Regions from separate parts of the Homo sapiens genome. Here region 1 is linked to region 2. Evidence: chromatin loops called from intact Hi-C (ENCODE). Cell type or tissue: pancreas. All regions are shown on one strand. Each heading gives the region's core, and the rest is flanking DNA. Links, peaks and the distances in the headings are about the cores only.

The links. Hi-C counts contacts between places; a loop is a spot of excess contacts. Peaks named below come from ENCODE experiments on the same cell type or tissue, not always from the same donor. Only the 100,000 strongest peaks of a DNase experiment are listed, where the experiment ranks them.
Region 1: a loop joins it to region 2, with 2.2 times the contacts of the local background. A loop is called at or near these places in 2 of 110 quality-filtered maps.

Annotation. Positions count from the first base shown.
Region 1 is chr11:125,073,719-125,076,616 of GRCh38, reverse strand. All of the region lies in intron 1 of SLC37A2 (solute carrier family 37 member 2), which reads right to left. Among named protein-coding and RNA genes, the nearest start is that of SLC37A2, 12 kb to the right of the region's middle. In pancreas, for the core only: no CTCF peak of the experiment used is centred there; no DNase peak of the experiment used is centred there.
Region 2 is chr11:125,349,022-125,351,919 of GRCh38, reverse strand. PKNOX2 (PBX/knotted 1 homeobox 2) reads right to left here. Exons shown (of 13, transcript NM_001382323.2): 4 at 528-636. The coding sequence starts at 614. Among named protein-coding and RNA genes, the nearest start is that of PKNOX2-AS1, 84 kb to the right of the region's middle. RefSeq lists enhancers at 1-633, 634-1,297, 1,953-2,495. In pancreas, for the core only: no CTCF peak of the experiment used is centred there; DNase peaks (open chromatin) are centred at 662 and 1,141.

The sequences.
Region 1 (2,898 bases), core at 215-2,714, 280 kb after region 2:
AGGGGAGGCTGGGAAAAAATGCCCAGAGGCCAGGGTGCTCAGAGGGACCTGTCTCCCTGGTCCCAACTCCTGAGGCCTCTGTTGCAGCCGGCTCGGCCCCAGCCCACAAGAAGCACCTCCGCCTGCTCTGACCAGCTGGCAGCACCTCTGCTTTTTGTCGACCTCCCTGAGGTCAGGGCGCCTGTGTGTGTGTGCATGTGTGTGGCAGAGGTGGGGGCAGGGAGTTTGAGTGGTTTTCACATGTCTAAAATGATGGGGGTAGGAGGGAGACAGTCGGGAGAAGGGTCTGTTTTTAAAGTGAGGTTGACACTCCTCTGAAGCTTCGAACAGGGCAGACACAGCACCTCCTTCAGGCAGGCGGTAGTTGGAAAGGAAGTGGCAGTGGGACAGGTGGTGACAGACCCCAGCCCTCTTCTTAGTCCCAGTCCGTCCATCCCACTGGACAGAGCCCATTCTTTCCATCTGTGGCTCACACACGTGCTCTTTCTCACCCCTCACGTCTCATCCCATGCCCTGGCCCGGGATGGAAAGAACAGTGCAGGCGGGTGGCACTCAGCTTTTCCACTGTGCCCCGGCCGCTCCCCAAGCCTGAGGCCTGGGGAAGGGCCCCAGAGCCCTGCTGAGTCACTATCTGCTTCCTCGCCGCAGCCAGGAGCCAGGACATGCATGGAAAATAGGCCTCAGAGTGGAGCCCCAGTCCAGGAGAAGGGGCCAGGAGTTAGGCGAGACCCAGGGCTCACTGAAGACTTCATGGAGAAGGGTCAGGAAAAAGGGTGGGAGGGCTCCTGAAGCCCTTTCTGTCCTGGCTCCAAGAGCCCAAGGGCAGGACACTGGATGCTCCCTCGGCCTAGGAATCCTCCTCCACACCCCAGACCCAATTCCCCCAAATGTGGCATGAAGCAACACCCACTACCACTTGGGAAACAAAGGGGCATTTCAGCGAAGGCTGAATTGGGCTTGGGCTACGAGGCTCCTTCTCACTTTGCCCCTGGATCGAGCTTCCTGTCTGTCTTCTTGAGAGACTGAAGTTGCTCCTGCCCCTCCACAGCTCTGCTAAAACGCTTTCAGTGCCTTTCCATCCCATCCAGCATGAAGGTGCAACAGTGTAGTCTGGAATGCAGGCAGCTCCACGCCCCGGCCTCTCTGGCCACCGGTTCCCAAAGGCACACATGTGGGTCACAGAGGTCCTCTAGGGACTCAAGTTGTCTAGGGAAGCTGGGGCTACTCCAAGTGCCTGTCACAGTGACTGACATAGGCAAGCTTGTGGCAACAATGTTTTCCGGGTTCCACCTGTTGCCATATGGCTCATGACTCTTAGTTCGGGGACTTCTAGAATCTGAGGGAAATCCTCTGAGAGACTTTGAAGAGGGTGCCCAGCTGGCCTTCTGCAAAGAGCAATGGATGGAAGAACCCTGCAGTCCTACAGATAGCAGCCACCAAGCCCCGCCTGGGACGCACCTGGTTCAGGGAGAGGCGGGAAGCTTTGCGTGGCACCTCTCACTAATTGCCTGTGTAACCTCCCGTGAATCCCTAAGCCTTTTTTTTGCCTCTGGTTTCCTCATCAGTTACACATTGCGCTAGTATCAGTCCCAGCTGTCCCACAAGATAAGAGAACACAGCATGACTCTCCCCCAGTCCCCAGGTCCCTGGTTATACTGCCGGTAAGGCCCCCCAGGCAGCAGGACCAGCCTTCATGACCACTTGGATGTGCCAGGGCCTCTGCCATGATGTTTGGCCACTGACCATGGTGACAAATCAGATCCTTTCAGTGTCTGAAAGATCCTCAGGGACCCAAGGCCCCACTGGGGCCCCAGCTATGACTGTTCTTTCATTGCAGGCTCGGCAGTGAAGCCCTTGCTGGCTCCGTAGCCTGGTGTTGACTAGGAAGCCAGACTGCACCTCCACACTCATGCTGAGCCCTCCCAGGGCTGGTCAGAGCCAATGGGGACCCAGAGGCACAGCCTGCTGCCAGCACCCTTTCCCCTCCCACCCCACTCCCCCAACTGCACTGTGTCAACTCCAGCCCGCCCTCCCCGACTCCCCTGCTTGTGGCCCCAGGTGTTCTTCCTTATCTGCTCCATGGCCCTTTTGCCTGGAGTTCTGTCCCCGACAACCTCAGTAGGAGGAGCTGTGCCCATTTCTAACATCTTGATTCCCTTCGGCTGAAGCGAGGCTGCTCTCCCATGCATCCCTGTGCCCATCCTGTACCAGGCACCATGCTACAATCCAGCACTAGCAAGAGAATCCGTGAGCGGAATCTCCACCTGCCTGGGCGCACAGGTCAGCAGGGAGACAGTTAGACCTGGTGTGATGTCTCTCTCTTACAGAGATGACACAGAGGAGAGACTCCGAGCCAGCAGGAGGGAGCAGTGTCGGGAAAGGATTCCTGGAGCTGAGGCTTCAAAAACAAGCAGGACGAGGCCAAGTCAACCACAGCTGGGGCAGGGAGGACTGCCAGGGAGAGGAAGCAGCGTGCACGAAGGCACGGAGGTGTGAAATGACACTACCTGTTTGGGGAACTCCGCCTCAGTGGGGGTATCTGTAGGGTGAAACTGAGCCAAGCAGAGAAGCAGAGCTGGCTGGGAAGGGCAGGGGCCTCAGGTGGCGTGGCGCAGGGCCTCAGGTGCCAAACTGTGGCATTTAGGCTATCTCTGAAGGTGATGGGAAGCCACTGAAGAGAGCGGGAGTTCCCAGGTCGGCAGCTCTGAACCCCAGCCAGCCTAAGCCAGGTGAAGACCCAGGGCTGTGCCCTGTAGGTTTTGGTGGGAAGCGCAGACAGGCTTCCTCACTGAGGCTCAAGGCCAGTTCCCTGGGCCTTTTTCATCCTGCCAGCCACTCCCAGGGACATAGCAGCATCACGGGGGAACCCAGGTGGTGGATGTCAGGGAGTTGATGTCT
Region 2 (2,898 bases), core at 162-2,661:
AATCTTGGCTTTTTAAAAGTAGAAGCCCAGAAGAGTTCTGAAGAGAACAGAGATTCTCCCGACAGGCAGGCAGAGGAGGACAAAAGGGCCCAAGTGACCCGAGAATGGGGGGCCTGGCACTCAGAAACCTCTGAGTGTGAAGTTTCTCAAACACTCAGAGGGCGGTTCCGCTCACATCCGGTACCTGGGTCTCCCCCACTGTGGATTTTGCCCCAGTCACAGCAAAGGGGCTTGGCTGCGCTTGTCTGCTGTCTGATGGATGGGGTGGAGGCCAGGACTGTGGCCACTAATCTAGCTTCCAGTCCTAGCTCCTGGGGTCTGAACCTGGTGACTGCCCTCGGGGTCTGTGTTTGCAGGGCTCTCGCTCCCCAGGCTGACGGGAAAGAGCCCGGAGTGCCACCAGGACGTGATTGCGGGAGGCCTGGCTCTGCCCGTCGGCCCCTGGAATGTCCCAGCCTGCAGCTGGGGCTCTAAGGCCACCACACTCCCTCCCCCGTGGTGGGAGGCAGCGGCCCCTGCGCACTCACCTGTGGGCTGTCCTGGTAGGGTGGGGGCGGGACATTCTGCGTGGCCATCATCGTCAGAGCGGGGGCTGGGGAGGCATGTTGCATCATGGGATTGATTCACATGGAGGACCTGTGGGCAGGAGAAAGGGGGCCGCACCGTTAACACCGCTGAGCAGGCCCGCCCTGGGCACCCAGCAGCTCCCTGTGTCCCCCGCTGGGCCACCTGGGCCGGCTGGATGCGGCAAGGGTTGCACGCCCTTCAGGGCAACAAATGAGAGCTAAGGAAGAGGCCTGGGTGGGGAGGGGCTTGCTGTGCTATTTTGACTTGAAAGAAACAATATTCAAATCATATGTAAAACAACCGGTACCCCTGCAGCGGCGCTTTGTTCAGCATCAGCTCCGGCCTGTTGTACGTGTGGGGAGGGGGCACGAAGAGGGAGGGGGCCTGCCTGGTAGCAGCACCGGGGGACTGGAGGCCATTTGGATACCCCTCCTTCCCCAGGAGGACCCTGAGTTCCAGCCTGATAAGGGTGCTCCTGGCCCCGCTGTTTCCCAGGCTTTCTGGAGCAGCCACAGCGCGCACAGGGGCAGGAGGGCCTCAGGCCAGCTACGGGATTCCAGGGTCCCCAAGCACCAAGCTCGCCCCTCCCCAGGGCTCACCCGTCCTCAGACTGTGAGACGGAGGACGGCCTGGACCCGTCCTCAGACTGTAGCCCCAGGGTGGCTGCCTGGAGGCCTTGGGGAAGGGAAAGAGGCAGGGAATGCCGGTCTACTCCTGTACTTTCCCAGACTCGGGCTTGTGACTATGGGCGTGTCCACAGATGTGCCTGCATATCCTATTAAGGAGGACTTTCCTCAGTCTTGGTTCAGTACGGTCACCGGAATGTGGGGATACCAGAAGAGCTATCAGAGCCAAATGGTCTACCTGCCTCTTTGGCTGGTAGAAGACAGAGGCCAAGGGTGACTTGTGTATGGGAGGGCGGGGGTTGGGGGACTTGTTAGTGAAGCTGGGATGGAAGCAGCACCTCCAGATTCCCAGCTCTGGGCCTGCTCCACTGTTGCCCCCATCATTTCCCCATCACCAATAAGCAGGCGAGCTGCCCCCATGAAGCCTCAAGATTTCCTCTTGAAGTAGGATGTGGTGCCATAAGTGGAGACAGCCCGGCTGTGCCACCCAAGGAAACAGAATGTCCAGAGAGCTGTTGTGCTGCAGTAGATGCTCTGAAATATTTAGATCTAGAAGCCACAGGCTAGTTGCCTGATACAGGGCTGTCCACTGTAGGGTAGGAGGTTGCTAAGAGCCTCTGTGGAGTGCAGGACGTGTTCTTCTCCTGGGTGGAGGGCACTGTTGGTGTAGAAACCTTTGTGAGCACAGCACTCACACCCTCCGTCCCCTCTCCCTGAGGCACCTAGGGCTTCATCCTCTTCCAGCCTGGCCCTTCCCAGGGTCTTCCAAAATGTTCACAGACCTGAATTCTGTGGGAATTTGAGAGTGCTTTGGAGCTGCTGTCATCTAAAGGGGCTGGCCTCCAGGGCTGTGTGTGTGTGTGTGTGTGTGTGTGTGTGTGTGTGTGTGATTCTTTTGGTTCTTTTTCAGGAAGTGGAAGTAAGATCTACTCTGACCTGACCTGAGTCTCCAAGATACCAAGTACGCTTTGACCTTCTGCAAAAAGCACTGGAAAGGCCTGTTTCACTCAATAGATGTCTACCAACCACCAACTCTGTGCAGAGAACAGTGTGGGGAGTGTGGTGGGACAGATGAATGAGGCATGGCTAGGAGAGGGAGGTCATGGTCCTAAAGGAAGGAAGAAAATGAGGTGGAGGTGGGTGGAGAATGCACAGGGAGGGATGGCTCCCCCGGTGCTAAAAATGCCGACTTCAGGCCGGTTCCGTCGGCCTCACCGCCTGTCACTCGCCCCCGCCTGGCCTCCTTCAGAAGACGGACTACCAGGATATCTTCACAACAGCATGCAGGGCCTCGCCCATCTCACACACCGCTGGTCCCTAAGATCCAATTTCCTTTTGCAAAGGGACGCAGGAGGGGGCTTTGGGGGAGCCTCTCTCTTCAGGCAGGGGAACCAAGGCCTCTGTTCACAGCTGGATCTTTGTCTGGGTGGTGGTCAGCATCCCAGAGAGCCAAGAGCAGAGTGAGGATTGCAGAGGGAAAAAGGTGGGGGTGGGGTAAGATATAGACTTTTTGAGACATCAGAAGGAACTTCCAGAATTAAGACTTTTGAGATATTAAAGTGGGTGGAATTTCTCTTTTTTGGACCCTGACAAAATAAAGGAAATAGGAATGTTTCAGGGGCCTATTAAACATAGCCTTCCCTGGAACTCTGGCAGAGAAGGCAACTTTGGATAGGGCCCAAGGGCCAGGATGGTGGAATCTCTT